Regions from separate parts of the Homo sapiens genome. Here all the other regions are linked to region 1. The links are chromatin loops, found by intact Hi-C in ENCODE. Cell type or tissue: heart left ventricle. All regions are shown on one strand.

Region 1 (5,000 bases):
AAATGGGGCCATCTATAAGGTGCAGTTCAACCTAAATGTCATCTTCTAGAGACCACATGTAATAGCCCTATGAAAAAAAGGCTGGGCAATGCCAGCCAGTCAGCACGCCAGCCAGTCAGCCACATAAATAAATTGCACAATAAAATTTGTAACAGAAAATTTTGAATAAAATTATTAATAGAACACAAAAAAATGGAAAGAACAATTTGCTTAAGAATGGCAGCCTCCTGAAGCAACATTTACTGTTTAAATTGTTACATTTTCCTAAGTTTTATAAGTAATAATACGATTATTAATCATACTTTATTAAGATTTAAAGCATAAAAAGTCATTAACTCATAGGGCATAAAGATTTCCATGAGCTTGTTACATTTTATGTATTTTATTTCCTTAAATGGTTATGGGATTTTCCAAAAGCATACACACAATTCCTTAAACTTTGCCAACTTAGAATTAGTTACATAAAAATCACCCTTCAGACCGTATGGAATCCCCTAGACAAATCTACTCAGCCTTTCTGTGATAGGTTATCTGGGTGTGAATTCCACCACCACCTCCCCCTCGTCCCCGCCCACAAAAAATATATTAAGACTTGGCCCAACTAGATTTTACAGGCGACAGAGATGTAAAGAAACAATTTATGGCTTGCACAATTATCTAAAATTCCCGCAAACAAGCAGTTCCCTAAGTAGTATGTCATAATTTTCTTATCTATGAGTAGAAGCACGTGCATTTATTTATATCCCTAGATTAACTTCAAGTCTAATTTTACTGCCAGTAGTATCCAGGGGTGGATTTCTTTGTTCTAATTACAAATGGAACTTGAGCTAGATCAAAGGCATTTTAAGAAGGTCAAATTTTACTTCTCTGAAAAATAAAGGGTGTTATCCCATGTAATTAATTAATGCTTAGCCATGCCCTTTGGCGCATTATCCGGTGGCTGCAGAAAACCAGAGCCAGCCGTTCCCACCTGTTGGTGCAGTGAAACTTACTTACCCAAAAGAGCAGATTGAGGGCGTAGAGCAGGCAGCGCAGACACTTCACGGAATCTTCTCTGGCCATTGTGAGCCCCGTAAGGGAGAAGCCCCATCCTTTCACCACATCCTACTCCCAAGGGCAAAACGGCAGCGATCTGCAGGGGGCGGGGGAGAGAGAACACGGGACATCTCACCATCACGCTTCCCACAGCCTGCCCGTCCCTCCTCCACCCGCCCTCAGCAGGGTCCAGAGGGTCCCGAGGCCCAGTGCATTCGAGACATCGCCTCATCAAAAATCATTTGTTAAAATCATAATGGTAACTAAACTCCCAAAAGTTCCAAACCGGCTTCAGATAACACCTGCTGGGAAAAGAAAAGAGCAACTATCCGGATGAATGAAGTCGCACAGTAAACTCGCGTTCTCAGGGGACACGCGGCGGAGCCCTGTGCATTCTGATGAGACGCTCTTGAAAACCTCCCTCACTCCACGCCCCTCCTCGAGGACAGCTGTGCTCGGCACTGTCCTGAAGGTGAGAAACCACACTGCCCCCTACCCCGGACACGTCAGAGGCGCCACCGGCAAGCCCGAGAGAATGAGCGCCCTTCTAGTTAGGACAGTTCCTGGGCACTCCAACTCCGCACCCCTCTACCCCGTCCCGCAGCTCGGGTGTGAATGCAAGGGACTGGGGCGGCGGGGCGGGGGCGGGGGCGGGGGCGAGGGGGCAGCGCGGAGTTGAGATTCCGCCCGGCTACTAGGGTTTCTCTGGGAGAACGTGAGAAATGATGTTTTCGGCCCCAGAATGATGGATTAGCCTGGGACAGTGGGCGGGGGGCGGGGGGCGCCGGGGAATTAGGGCCGATGCAGCTGTGCAGACGCCGGGTTAGTCATTCAAACCCCGCTTCCCCCGCCCGGGACGCTCCCGCGACCCCTCGCTCAAAGCCGCCCGCGGAGCACAAAGCGAGCGCGGCCACCGACCCAGCCATCGCGTCCGCGCGCCCCCGGCAGGGCGCGAGGGGAAGCGCCGGCGGCAGGGAGCCCCAGAGCCAGCCCTTAAGTAGTTTAGCACACAGCGCGGAGGGCAGCCGCCGGCGGGCTGGCGGGACAGCGGGCAGGAAAGGCGACAGACGCGTGGCCACTTACCGTCGGCGCTGGGCCCGGTGCCCCACGCCCGCCTGGGGATAGTCGGGGACGCACGGCGGGGGCTCATCGGGGCAGGGAACTTCTTCGCGGAGAGCCGGAGGGCTGCATTGGCTTCAGCTGGAGACGCTTCTTTCTCTTCCTCTCCCCCCGCCGCCGCCGTCGCCGCCTCCTGGGAAAAAGAAAAAAAAAAAAAAAAGTCCTGGGCAGCAGTTGCTGGAAAGTCTCTGCTAAGCCACCTCCCAGCGCCGCTGTCCCTCCCAAGTCCTCTCCGAGTCCGGACGAGGCAGCGGCGGCAGCCAGGGCCAGCTGCACAAACTCTCAGCGCATGCTCGAGCCGCTGGCTGCCGGGGTTGGGTCCTAGTGGGTGTTTCTTGTCCCTCTCACCCAGCGAGAGTCCCCAAAGGGACGCTTCACCTCTGCAGGATAGGGTCCAGAAGATAATGCCTAGGAACTTGGGAGAAGTCCGTGCAGTAAATCCCTTTAAAATGGTGGCGTCGAAGGAATGGAGGCTGGGTTATAAGCATAGAGAAGCAGGCTTTTATTATATGATAATATTTGTGTTTGAGAAGGGGGGTGAAGGGGTGGCCCAACCCAATTCCTGCAATGAGAAACTAGTTTTCACAACCTTTATGGAGCCACCTCCTGTGATTTGTTATTAACATGGTGCCCTATGATCCTTCTTATTGCTTTGTTGCCCTCCCGGATTTTTTTTTTTTTAAGTTCTTTCCCACTTTCATAGTGCACTAATAGCATTTACGGAAACATCAGAGTAATCATGTGCAGTCTGACATGCAGAAGAGGAGGAAAGAACATTTTTAACTCTTAGAAGTAACTCAAGCTTTCCAAAATTTCTCACGATAAGATTGTTTTGAGTTAACTGGGTGATTTATTTTGAAATGTGTACATAGTAGTGGATCTTTGGAAAATCTAATTTTTTTAAACTAGAAATTCATGAAGTATTACACAGCAGGAGACCATCCTTCCAAAAGAATCTTCCCTTTTAGAAGACAGAAGTTTCACACTAAATAAAATGCCACTGGATCATATCCTCCACATAAAATGTGGATGTGTTGTGCTATGCCTCACAGTACTGCTCATTTCTAGGATTACTTTTGTGGGCACTGCATGGCAAATAAAACTTCACCAGCAAATATGAATTACCTGGAATACGAGCAACATCTTTGACCTAATAACTGGAGTCCTTGGATTTCCTTGCAGAAAAAAAAAAAAAAAAAAAAATGGAATCCTATGTCCATGACTGCCTGTCTAGAGTTAGTTGCTGCATGACTGGAGTGACAATAAGACATGCAGTCTCATATGGAAAAGTCAAGACCAAAAGACAACATGGTTGTCCTGGGTTAGGCTAGGAAAATTATTGGTAAGCAAGTCACTAAGCAGTATGTAAGACAGCAACCCAAAAGAGTATAAAGAAGTATAGCCATACACAAAAAAAACACCAAGAAACATGTCCAGTTATCCATCAGATGACTCCAACTCTGATAATGAAGCAGCTTCTAGAATACTGGGGAAGAGCAAAGAAACCCACTTTTATCCTCTGCCAGTTTCTTCTCAAATTAGGGTGCATGCCTATTTTAAGCAAAGGACTGCTGAAACAACCAGCCATCCAAATGCTGTTGGTGCCATACATTCCCCGGAGAGGTATAAACATCCCCGCATTGAAAGGAGTCCATGACTGCTATTAAAACTGAGAAAAAGAGTGCCAACAATTCCCATGTGTCAAAGCAGAGATCCTCTTCTACTCCTAGAAGGTAGTTAAGTGCCCTTTCCTTAATTCGTATACCTTTAAGGGTCAACTGCCTTAAAGTAATAAAATACTAGAGGAAGTTACTTTAGAAGTATGCATGTCCTCTTCTTCCTGGTAAACAAGAAATACAGATCCAAGATAAAGTAGTTGCTCAACGTCACATCTGTAGTCCAACCTAGATTCCAAAGTAAAATCCAGAATAATGGCTCTTAGTACTCTAGTTTAATGGTTCTCGAAATTGTTGTACACGAGAATCACTTGGAGAGCTTTGAAACAACCCTAATTCTCTGGCATGCCTGATACCACTTAAATCGGAGTCTCTGCAGGTGAGGCCTAGACACACAGGGTTTTCCAAGCTCCCAAGGTAATTCTAGTTTGCAGCAAAATTTGAAAACCCTGCAACGAGGGCTTTACAGCTGCCTAAAAACTAGCAAAAGGGTCTCTTTAGATTTCGTTGGATCAAATCCCTCTCCTGTGAGTCGATAAATTGGGATTATTATCCCCATTTTACAAGTTAAGAAGAAAACAGAGCTGTAGTTACTGCTCTAATATTCCTGATAAATGGTCATCAGAGACAGTGAATCAACATTTCAGTAGAGGAGACCTCACCACATTTGAGACATTGCAGTAATGGGCAGTTTTTATTGCTTAAACTTGACCATACCACCTTTTAACTTCTACCCTTCAACCTTAGTTCCGCCCTTGGAGTCCATGGCATGAGCAAGCCTTCCTCCCATATGACAGCCCTTCAACTACTTGAAGGCAGCTGTTCTTCCCTCCCTCTCCAATTCTTCTCTTTCCCAGAATTGTGGAAGCACAGTAAGACTTCACATCGCAGCTGTCATTCTGAGGGTTCTATATTTTTCTCTGTGAGATCTGTTTTTTTGTGTGTGTGAACAAAAGGAGGATAGAAATATCATAATATGCACATAAAAATTTGAATATGTAATAACATATTAGGAAAATTGTATGGTCTATTTACTACCCATTAGTCAGGAACCCAATTCTGTGGCCAGGTGTTCTCCAATAAGTATCATTTCAGTGGTGGTATCTACTGTGCCTCATGCTGAAGATACTAAGACAAGTTCTTACCCTCCAAGAAAAGGCAAAACTATCC
Region 2 (5,000 bases), 230 kb after region 1:
ATGTAATAAAACTGATTAAAATGAGTAAAACTGAGTTTATATGCAAAACCACATCAAGCTCTAGGTTCAAATAATTACCAACTGGCTTTTCATCCACATCAATATCCATTGAGACATTCAAAAGTTATGTGGGACAGGGGACAATGTGTTGTTGCACAGGGTGATACTCAGCATCGTAGCAGCTGTTGTGGTATGAGAATGAATGCCTAACCATTTAAACAGATGTTAGACTTTATACCTTACCAGTGCATTCCAAAGAAATACCAGATCTATCTTGCATAAGGCACAAATCTATTTGTGGCCTTTATCCATTAAATTTCAGTAGCATTGCTCATCGTAGTGACGGCCCCAAATGCTCCCTTTGTCTCAGAGATCACTTCCTATGTATTCATAAGTACAATCCTCTCATACTTGTTACAGCTATATTCACCGTTTACTCCACTTCTGCTGGAGTCCCCCATGGCCATCTGCTGCTGATGTACACCACTGCTCATGCCCACCAAAGGCACTCTGCCCCTGGGCTCCATGTGGCATCGGTCCTGCTGCTGCAGCTGCCTGTGTCTGTGCTGAGGTGCCATGTCCAGGGTCAGGGACAGAGATTCATGCAGTACCTGCTTCTCCTCCTGCTGCTGCTGAAACAAACTGCTGGTGTACATCCCACTGTACTAGTCATTGTCCTGCCCAGGGCCTGTCATCCCTTTAGTTTTCCAAAGCCTGAATAAGTAAAAAATAAATTGGATTTTTTCAGTTCAGTAGGCAAAATCCTTCTTTATTATTTTTTTCTATTGTATGTAATATTATAGTCTCAACATCTCACAGATAACTTGAAAAAAATGTTTTAGTATTGTTTTAGCTTTTGACCTAAACCCTGGAGTGGAAGTGGAGCCTGTGGAATACAAGAACAGCATACAAAAAAGTGCCTTTCTTTTTTGTCATCCTGGTATCCTTGGGCTTCTCTTGCCATCTACCTCTTTTTTCTTTAGGAGAGATTCCTTACTATTAAACCTCATGCATAGTTCTGCCAGTCAAGGCCAGACACAGTGGACTCCTTATTGAACATGGATTAGTTTCACACTAAAACTGCACTATACTGATAAATAATAACCGAATAGCATCTTGTCATCTCTCATTGACGATAGGGTTTAAAAGAACAACAACAAAAAATAGATGTATTTTCTACCATTTCCTATTTGGGGGGTTGTCATGGTGTGTTTAGTACCCCTGGGTTTTAACAATGTCCCGACTGAGCCTGAAATATTTCTCCCGAACAGAGTTTGGATACAGAGCTGAATTCAACCTTCACATATAAAGCCGTAACTATTTATACCATTGTGATCCAAATATTGCAGAAGCAGGAAGGTTTACTTTGAATCTAAATACAGAATTGAGAAGAAAGGGAGGAAGATGACATGGTTGAGTAGAAAGGTTATGCTTAATCTGTCTTCTTCAGTTCAGTATTTTGTAATGTTTCTGTTTCTACATTCCTTCCCTCAGTCCCGTGTAGGTCAGCCCAGCAGCCAATTTTAGAACAGTTTTGTGTCATTTAAGGGAAAGAACTTTCAACTGTATTTGTAGCAGGCTATAAAAAGCAAAGATACCACCCACAAAATGATATCTAAATTTTTCCAATTACGTGATTTATTGGTAAATCTACACATTTGTTGTGCCAAGAGCAAAATGAGAAATGTGCCAGGTGTACTCAGAGTTTTAATTAAGGAAACCTTACCTAATGGAAAGATTTTAATAAGGTATTTTGTTGTTTAAAAGCCATTGAAACAACATTTTAAGCCATTTGTCGATAAAAAGCCCTCAATTATGTAGAATATGGCTCATGAGGGAAAGTATACAAACTGGAAAGAAAACAAAAAAATTTGAGTCTTATGTTGATTTTGAAAATCATTTGGGCACTAGTGAGAAACATGTGCCCAAATGTCAACTCAGACTCCTGGGACTGGTAGATACTGCAAATTTTTTAAGTGATTTGGGTTGGAAAAGCTAGATTCAAGGGATAGAAGGAAATGCTGAGTAAATGCCAACATTCTCCAAGATAGTGGCAGTCACTGCAAGTTGGAAACAAGGTGAGTGGTTTTGAAGCACAGTGCTGAAAACCTGAATTGCAAATCATTTGATGGATAAGGGTGGCCATGAACTTTTGCCACTTTTCACTCCAGATCCATGAAATTGAATGAACATTCTTGAGTTTACCCTCTCTCCTAATGGAAAATTCATGCACTTTTGCTCTAAATCTGATTTTGCTCTGCTACCAATGACCATCACTCTTCACTGGCTGACCTCAGAGGCAAACTTGGGCAAGGGAACCTAACCCCAGCCATGAGGGCTTGAGCCAGGCATAGCAGGGGACCTAGGTAGAAATGACCCCTTAGAGAGAAAGCTGAGCATTACATTGTATTAAGTAAATAAATAAACAAATTAAAACACTCAATCCCCTCTCCACCCAATAACAACAGATCTGATTCCCAAAGTCTTGAATAGGAGTTGGAAATTTTAATATAGTTTTTTTTCTTTGGTTGGGGGAGGCAAACAAAAAGGCAGCAAAGGGGGAATTAGCCATCCTCAATACACAATAAATTTTTTGCCAAATTCAGTTTTTATAACCCTCTTCTCCTACTAAGTAACTCCCTCTAGCTCACTAAAACACTATCCTGCCCAACATCTCTCTTCATTGGTCTCTTTGTCCACTCTTCTCTCTCCAACAAACTGATATAGATTAATAAATCAGTTTATTATTTCCCATTACTTCAAACAACATAATAAAGACTTGGTTCCCAAATTAGCCTGTATCCCTCTTTCTTAGAGAGGGAAGGAAGAGGGGTATCTGTATTTTGACATTTTTTTTACTGTTATCCAATAATTTCCCATTTTAACTTAAAGCTAACTTGAATTATCTCTACTACTTACAATTCAAGCTTTTATTCAGCTTCCACTATCTGGGTCTGCACAGCCAAAATATGACAAAGAGTTCAAGCTCAAGGATTCTTTCTTTTTCTTTTCTTTCCTGTTTTTTTTTTTTTGGCAGAGTCTTTCTCAGTTGCCCAGGCTGGAATGCAGTGGCATGATCTTGACTCACTGCAACCTCTGCCTCCCGGGTTCAAGCAATTCTCTGCCTCAGCCTCCTGAGTAGCTGGGATTACAGACGCCCACCACCATGCCTGGCTAATGTTTTTTAATTTTTAGTAGAGACAGGGTTTCACCATCTTGGCCAGGCTGATCTTGAACTCCTGACCTCGTGATCCACCTGCTTCAGCCTCCTAAAGTGCTGGGATTACAGGCATGAACCACCATGCCTGGCCCAAGCTCACAAGATTTTTAAAGCTAGGACTATACTTCCCTAATATATTGAAAATGAATGTGACATTGAGTGCTACAAAATTATTTTCTCTAAGATACTTAATATATTTGATAAGAAATAGCAAGATATAAATGACTTCTTATCCATCATTCACCTATTCTTAGGCATTTATTTAGCAGTTTAAAACAGGAAGTTCAAGTCTAGGATTGTTATACAGGGCCATGCAAACAAGTGGTGTTAATTGAAACAAGATGCTGATGTCAAAACTCTAAAGCCTGGGTTAGCGTATGTTAAATTTGTGAAAAATAATTCATACGTATGTATATTCATATATATGGTAAAAGCATCTTGCCAGCACAAATGATAAGAGATGATTACAGAAAACTTGGAAGAATATCCTTACAGAAATAGTCATTTGAGGCCGGGCGCAGTGGCTCACGCCTGTAATCCCAGCACTTTGGGAGGCTGAGGTGGGCAGATCACGATGTCAAGAGTTCAAGACCAGTCTGACCAACATAGTGACACCCCATATCTACTAAAAATACAAAAAATTAGTTGGGTGTGATGGTGTGCGCCTGTAATTCCAGCTACTCGGGAGGCTGAGGCAGGAGAATCGCATGAATCCGGGAGGCAGAGGTTGCAGTGAGCCGAGATTGTCCCACTGCACTCCAGCCTGGGCGACGGTGCGAGACTGCTTCTCAAAAAAAAAAGAAAAGTAGTCATTTGAATGTAACGTCCTGGCTTAAATTCTCCCTGCAAAAGAAACAGGTTAACTTCAAAAGTTAAAATCTAGGCAAAAATTGGCAAAAAAAAAAAAAAAAAAAAAAAAAAAAATTGAAAGTGTAATAATCTCATTAACATCTTTAAAGACCAGCAATTATTTAGCACTTCAGATAGGAAGGCCCTTCCCCTCTTGGCTCAAATTAATTGGATAATTCTTTACTCATATGCAAGATATAAGATAGATGTACCTGGCTAATGATGGGGATAACTAGCTAAGGCTGAGAATTGAGACACCATTTCAGAAACTCTTCTCAGGTTCTGCCTGGCTTCTGACTCAGGCCCTTGGGTCCTCATCTATGAGGAGTGAACTCTTGTGTTATATGTCACTCAGCCAAACCTGAACCCCTCAGGTTCTAATCATATCACTGAGCAACTGGAGGGAAAGAACCTCAAGGCAAAATGGTTTAGTAATCCTATCAGAACATCTTTTCTGACATATTTCCATGTTTTTGACTTGTTTCTGGCATTTGGAGCTCTAACCCTCATTAGATTTCATTGTGGCCATTGGCTCTTGCCTCTCCAAGGTCTATATTCTTACCTCCTTTTGGGAGTCAGATATTATAAAAATCTTGATATTTTAAATATGTACTTGGTTCACATATGTTTACTTTTAAATAACATAGAAATAGAGGTAAATTAACAGGAATATTGTGTACATTTTATTATACCAAAAATACCAGGTAAAAATTGAAGGTTAAATTTGCCTGTGAAGTTGCCATTAAGTAAAAGATATATTAACACATGGTTTCATTTAAATAGGAGCCATGACCCCTAGTGTTTGTGTGTTACATTTAAATTAGAATTGACTTTCATATATATACATACATAATTTGGAATCACTGTTATAGGGTTCTAGTAAGTTATTATTCTGACTTAAATTATTTCAATGATATCTGATAGTTACTGC
Region 3 (5,000 bases), 220 kb after region 1:
ACAGTTGACCCTTGAACAGTGCAAGTGTTAGAAGCACTGACACCTCGTGCACTTGAAGACTTGCCCATAACTTTTGACTCCCCCAGAACTTAACTACTAATGGCCTACTGATGACTGAAGCCATACTGATAAAATAAACAGTCAATTAACACATACTTTGTATGCTGTATGTATTATATACTGTATTTTTATAATAAAATAAGCTAGAGAAAACAATATGTTATTAAGAAAACCATAAGGAAGAGAAAATACATTCACTGTTTATTAAGTGGAAGTGGATCATCATGAAGGTCTTCATCCTCATCATCTTCATGCTGAGTAGATTGAGGAGATGGAAAAAGAGGAGGGTTTGGTTCTGCTGCCTCGGGGAGGCATAGGCAGAGCTGGTGGAGGAAGTGGAAAAGGAGGCAGAGGCAGGCATACTCAGTGAAGCTTTACAAAGTATATCATAATTTCTGTCTGACTTTTTTGCTTTTTCATTTCTCTAAAAATGTTTCTACATAACACCAGTCCTTCTTCTACAGTTTACTTTAGCTTCAGTGCCCATATCGTAGAAGGGTTCAGTTGTAAAAGAGGTCAAAAGCCGTATTGTGTAATGCGAACCCTTCTTCCAGGTTGTCTAATGTCAACTTGTTTTCTGGCACTGCTTCTTCTTCATCTTCTTCATGATCTGGTACTTGTTTGGAAGGACTCATCTCCATGAAATCATGAATACTTCAAGTTATCTTTTGTTAATTCCTCTGGTGTGGTGTCTATTTGCTCTTGAATTTCTCCAAGATCCATATCTTGAAACCCTTCACCTCTTCCCATTTTTTTTTTTTTTTTTTTGCCAAATCCACAAATTATTTCACAATTTCCTTGACTGGCTCTCTCATTAATCATGTAAAGCCATGCACAACATTGGGACACAGTTTTCTCCAGCAGGAATTTATTCTTTTGGGCTGATGGTTTTCATGGCTTTTTCTATAGCAACAGTGGCATCTTCAGTGGTGTAATCCTTCCAGATTTTCATGATGTTCTCTCTGTTGGAGCTCTCTTCCATAGCTCTGACAATCCTTTCCAAAGAGTACTGTGTATAATGAGCCTTAAAGATCCTATTACCCCCTGATTTAGAGGCTGAATTAGAGACATTGTGTTTGAGGGCAAGTAGACCACTTTGATGCCTTCAAAGTGTAGAGCTCATGGGGTTCTGTGTGATCAGGGTCATTGTCCAATGTGAAAAGAACTTTAAAAGCAGTCTCTTACTGGCAAAGTATTTCCTGACTTCAGGAACAAAGCATTGATGGAACCAATCCAGAAAAGGGGCTCTTGTCCAGGCCTTGTTGTATAGCCAAAAGACTGGCAGCTGGCATTTATCTTTGCCCATCAAGGCTCAGGGGTTAGAAGCTTTATAAGGACAGACCTGATCCTAAACCCAACTGCGCTTTCACAAAAGAGTTGAGTTAGCCTACTCCTCCCTACCTTAAATCCTAGTGCTCACTTCACTTCCTTACTAATAAATTTCCTTTGTGTTTTTTTTTTTTTTTTTTGAGGGCACCTTCATCTGCATTAAAAACCTGTTCAGGCAGATATCCTTTCTCCTCAATGATTTTCTTAATGGTGTCTGGGAACTCGTCTGCTGCCTCTTAGTTGGCAGAAAATGCTTCTCCTGTTACCCTGACATTTTTTAAGCCAAACGTCTTTTTGAAATTATTAAGCCATCCTTTGCTAGCATTAAAATCTCACCTTTAGATCCTTTACCTTTCTTTTGCTTTAAGTTGTCATATAATGACTTTGCTTTCTCTTGAATCACATTAGAGCCTGTAGGCATGCCTTTCTTTTAGCAATCCTCCACTCACATAAAAGCTGCATTTTCAATACAAGATAAAAAGGTGTTTCACAAAAAATGCAATGTTTTCACACCTGCTTGTGTAGCTGCAGTGATGGCTTTATGAATTTTATTTTCTTTTGTTTACCATGGTCCATATGCTGGATTCATTTATTTTAAAATGGTGGGCAACTGCAGCTACAGACCTCAATCTGTGGTACACATCAAGGCATTCAGCATTTTCCTGTGATGTTGTGGATTTGTCTCCTTCTTGGGAGCATTTTCAGCATTACTAGAGGTACTTTGTATGAGTCCTACGGTGTTATTCAAGGTTACAGCATGGCATTAAACAAGATGAAAAATACACAAGAACAACAGGAGGTTTTATTTTATTTTTTTTAGTTTTTACTGCAATACACAGTTTACTGGTCTGACAAATTGCTCAGGAGAAAATGATTAGCATCACAAGTCATTTTAAGCAAACACTGGAAATACTTGTGCTCACTGCGATAGCAACAGGAGATGGCTACAAAATTATTATAGTAGTATGGTGTATACTACCGTTAATTTTATGCTGTTATGATTTAATACTGCATTTTTACATTTGTTTACCTTTCTCTCTACAGTGCCATGCATGGTCTCAATATGTTCATGTGTATAAGTTTTTATTTATTTTTTTTGAGGCAGAGTCTTGTTCTGTCACCCAGGCTGGAGTGCAGTGGCGCGATCTTGCTGCAACTTTCTCCTCCCAGGTTCAAGTAGTTCTCCTGCCTCAGCCTCCTGAGTAGCTGGGATTACAGGCATGTGCTGCCATGCCCGGCTAATTTTTGTTATTTTTAGTAGAGGTAGGGTTTCACCATATTGGTCAGGCTGGTCTCGAACTCCTGACCTCACGTGATCCACCCATCAATAAATTTTAACTTTTTGTAAGATTTATGTACATTGCATGATAGTAAGTGATGAAATAGGCTGAAATCTACATATATTTTACATTTTCATGGCATATCTTTTTCTTAATTTTTAAAATATTACTTGGCTGTGTGGTTCAACTTTGAGCTTTTTAAAAAATCGTTGCAAATTTCCAAAATTTTTCCCAATATATTTATTGAAAAAACAATCTACATATTAGTGAACCCATGCAGTTCAAACCCATGTTGTTCAAGAGTCAGCTGTATTTGTATGTGTTTGTCTCCCCCACAAGGACTGAGACGCCCTGAGGGTGGGACATTATTTTTTCACTTTTCAAATTCAGTACATGGTCATAGTCCCTAATATATAATAGTCACTCTAATAATTTTGAATGAAACATGCTAACCATGGGGGCCAGAATTAAGGAAGGGGAACACTGCCAATTATCAGAGAGTTTTGGCAATGCCTGGACTGATTTCTCTATGTATGCATTATGAGCTCGATATTGAGCTGATGCTATGGGGCAAATAATAAGGGTAGGATAAATCAAAAATATAATTCCCCACTCCTGCGAGACATAATTAACCATTTTAAATAATAAGCTTTCTACATGTGTGAAAGAACTAGAGAACTAGTTTTAATATTGTCCATAAACTAGGTAGAAAGATAGTAACAGCTTTCATAATATAGGATCAATTTCTGGGTGGTTACCATTGCAGCTGAGAGACTGTTACTGCTATCTAAAAGGACAGGTTTGACCCTTTCTTATGTGGTTGGTTGATCCTTATGCATGTGGTCTGGAGATGAACAAGTAATTTTTTCAGGCTGACTCATAGTTTTGTACATTTCAACCCAAGTCTTTTAGTATTCGTTCACCTTTCATTTGAGGAGAAGCTAAGTGCTGACTGCCAGAGGATGGAATAGGAAGACAATGGTGAGAGTTTTCTCTCTCTTCTTATCCAGCAATGTTTTAGTACTTCTTATAGATTAGCTCTCTGGGAAGTGTCTTCATCCTAATGGTTCTGTATTCAGGGAAAAGGGAATAAATCTGCTATTTCTTGCTGACTATCGGGCTTTAGCTTTTCTTCTCCACGGATCTTGTAAAGAAAAAAGTGAGGGTGTATGATATATGGCCAGAAAAACCTAAATCAGAAAGAAAGAACATTGATCTAGATTGCAGTGGATATTGGTGGATTTTTTTAAAGCTCTAAACTTTAAAAAAAAATACTCAGGAGTCCCATATAACCAAGAAAGAAATAGAATGACTGTGATAAAGGGTAGGATCCTCTGCCCTGTATCCTCCTCTTTGCCCTTTATTTTCTTCCTCCTGGTGGCCCCTGGAGACTCCTGCTTGACACCACTCCATCCCCCATGAAACTTGGGAGAGTTCAGTCTGAAAATAATGACTCCAGATAAGGAACTCTAGAGTAGATTAACAGCAATCAGTGGTGGTGGGTATATTTTCTACCCCCACTTTTTTGTGATTCTCTCTATTTATCAAAAATGAAACTTAGTAGACATGTTCTTCTTTTTCTTTCCTGTATCCTTTTTAGGTTTCTAGCCATCCATGAGAAGGAAGTTAATGAAAATGGAAGTCAAATTTTAAAAATGACTGGACATGCATTTTTTCATTCCTTTTAGCTTTTGCTTTTATTATGTCTTTATTAAACAGTAAGACATTCATATGAAAAGAATAGAAAATACAGATAAGCAAAAAGAAAGCAAAAAATGAATTTAGTGAAATTACATACCTTTCCCATTCATGTGCAATTTTTACATACTAGAATGCTACATAATTCAAGTGTGAACAAATTATTGCACATTTATTGGTGGGAAACTGAAGACATAAATAATGGATATCTACATTTAATGTTACAAAAATGTTCCAACCATATTGTTGAGTTAAAAATAATAGAAAGGAAAGTAGGCTCAATAATGCATACATTATATATATATGTATTAATATATTTTATATATTTTTCCATTTATACAATATGTATTTAAAATGTATATTAACAATATGCTTTGTTTTAAAATAGATACACTTACATATTTACAAACATACTAATTTTTTTAAATGTAAATATATACTTGTCTTTTACCTTTATTTATGGTATTTCTAGGCTCACATACGTTTAAAATTTTTATATAATCAAATTATTATTTTTAAAGTGTTTTTTACACCTCACTTTCAGGCTTAGAGTATCCTCAGAAGTAATTAGAATTTACCTTGCTCGGTTAGTTTTTTCTTTTTATACTCTGTTGTTCAGTACTTTATGATTTG

The links. Peaks named below come from ENCODE experiments on the same cell type or tissue, not always from the same donor. Only the 100,000 strongest peaks of a DNase experiment are listed, where the experiment ranks them.
Region 2: it touches region 1 in a loop (6-fold over the local background); 9 of 110 quality-filtered maps call a loop at or near these places.
Region 3: a loop joins it to region 1, with 2.8 times the contacts of the local background. A loop is called at or near these places in 9 of 110 quality-filtered maps.

What each region holds. Positions count from the first base shown.
Region 1 is chr7:120,855,702-120,860,701 of GRCh38, forward strand. TSPAN12 (tetraspanin 12) reads right to left here and starts at 2,443. Exons shown (of 8, transcript NM_012338.4): 1 at 2,119-2,443; 2 at 997-1,132. The coding sequence starts at 1,062. LOC124901733 (a long non-coding RNA gene) reads left to right here and starts at 1,134. Exons shown (of 2, transcript XR_007060491.1): 1 at 1,134-1,507. RefSeq lists silencers at 1,386-1,605, 1,798-2,097. In heart left ventricle, CTCF peaks have their summits at 1,984 and 2,183; DNase peaks (open chromatin) are centred at 1,140, 1,510, 2,040 and 2,410; H3K4me3 peaks cover 3,223 bases; H3K27ac peaks cover 3,018 bases.
Region 2 is chr7:121,084,649-121,089,648 of GRCh38, forward strand. The region is part of intron 5 of CPED1 (cadherin like and PC-esterase domain containing 1); the gene reads left to right. Among named protein-coding and RNA genes, the nearest start is that of CPED1, 98 kb to the left of the region's middle. In heart left ventricle, no CTCF peak of the experiment used is centred here; no DNase peak of the experiment used is centred here; H3K27ac peaks cover 2,959 bases.
Region 3 is chr7:121,072,999-121,077,998 of GRCh38, forward strand. All of the region lies in intron 5 of CPED1 (cadherin like and PC-esterase domain containing 1), which reads left to right. Among named protein-coding and RNA genes, the nearest start is that of CPED1, 87 kb to the left of the region's middle. In heart left ventricle, no CTCF peak of the experiment used is centred here; no DNase peak of the experiment used is centred here.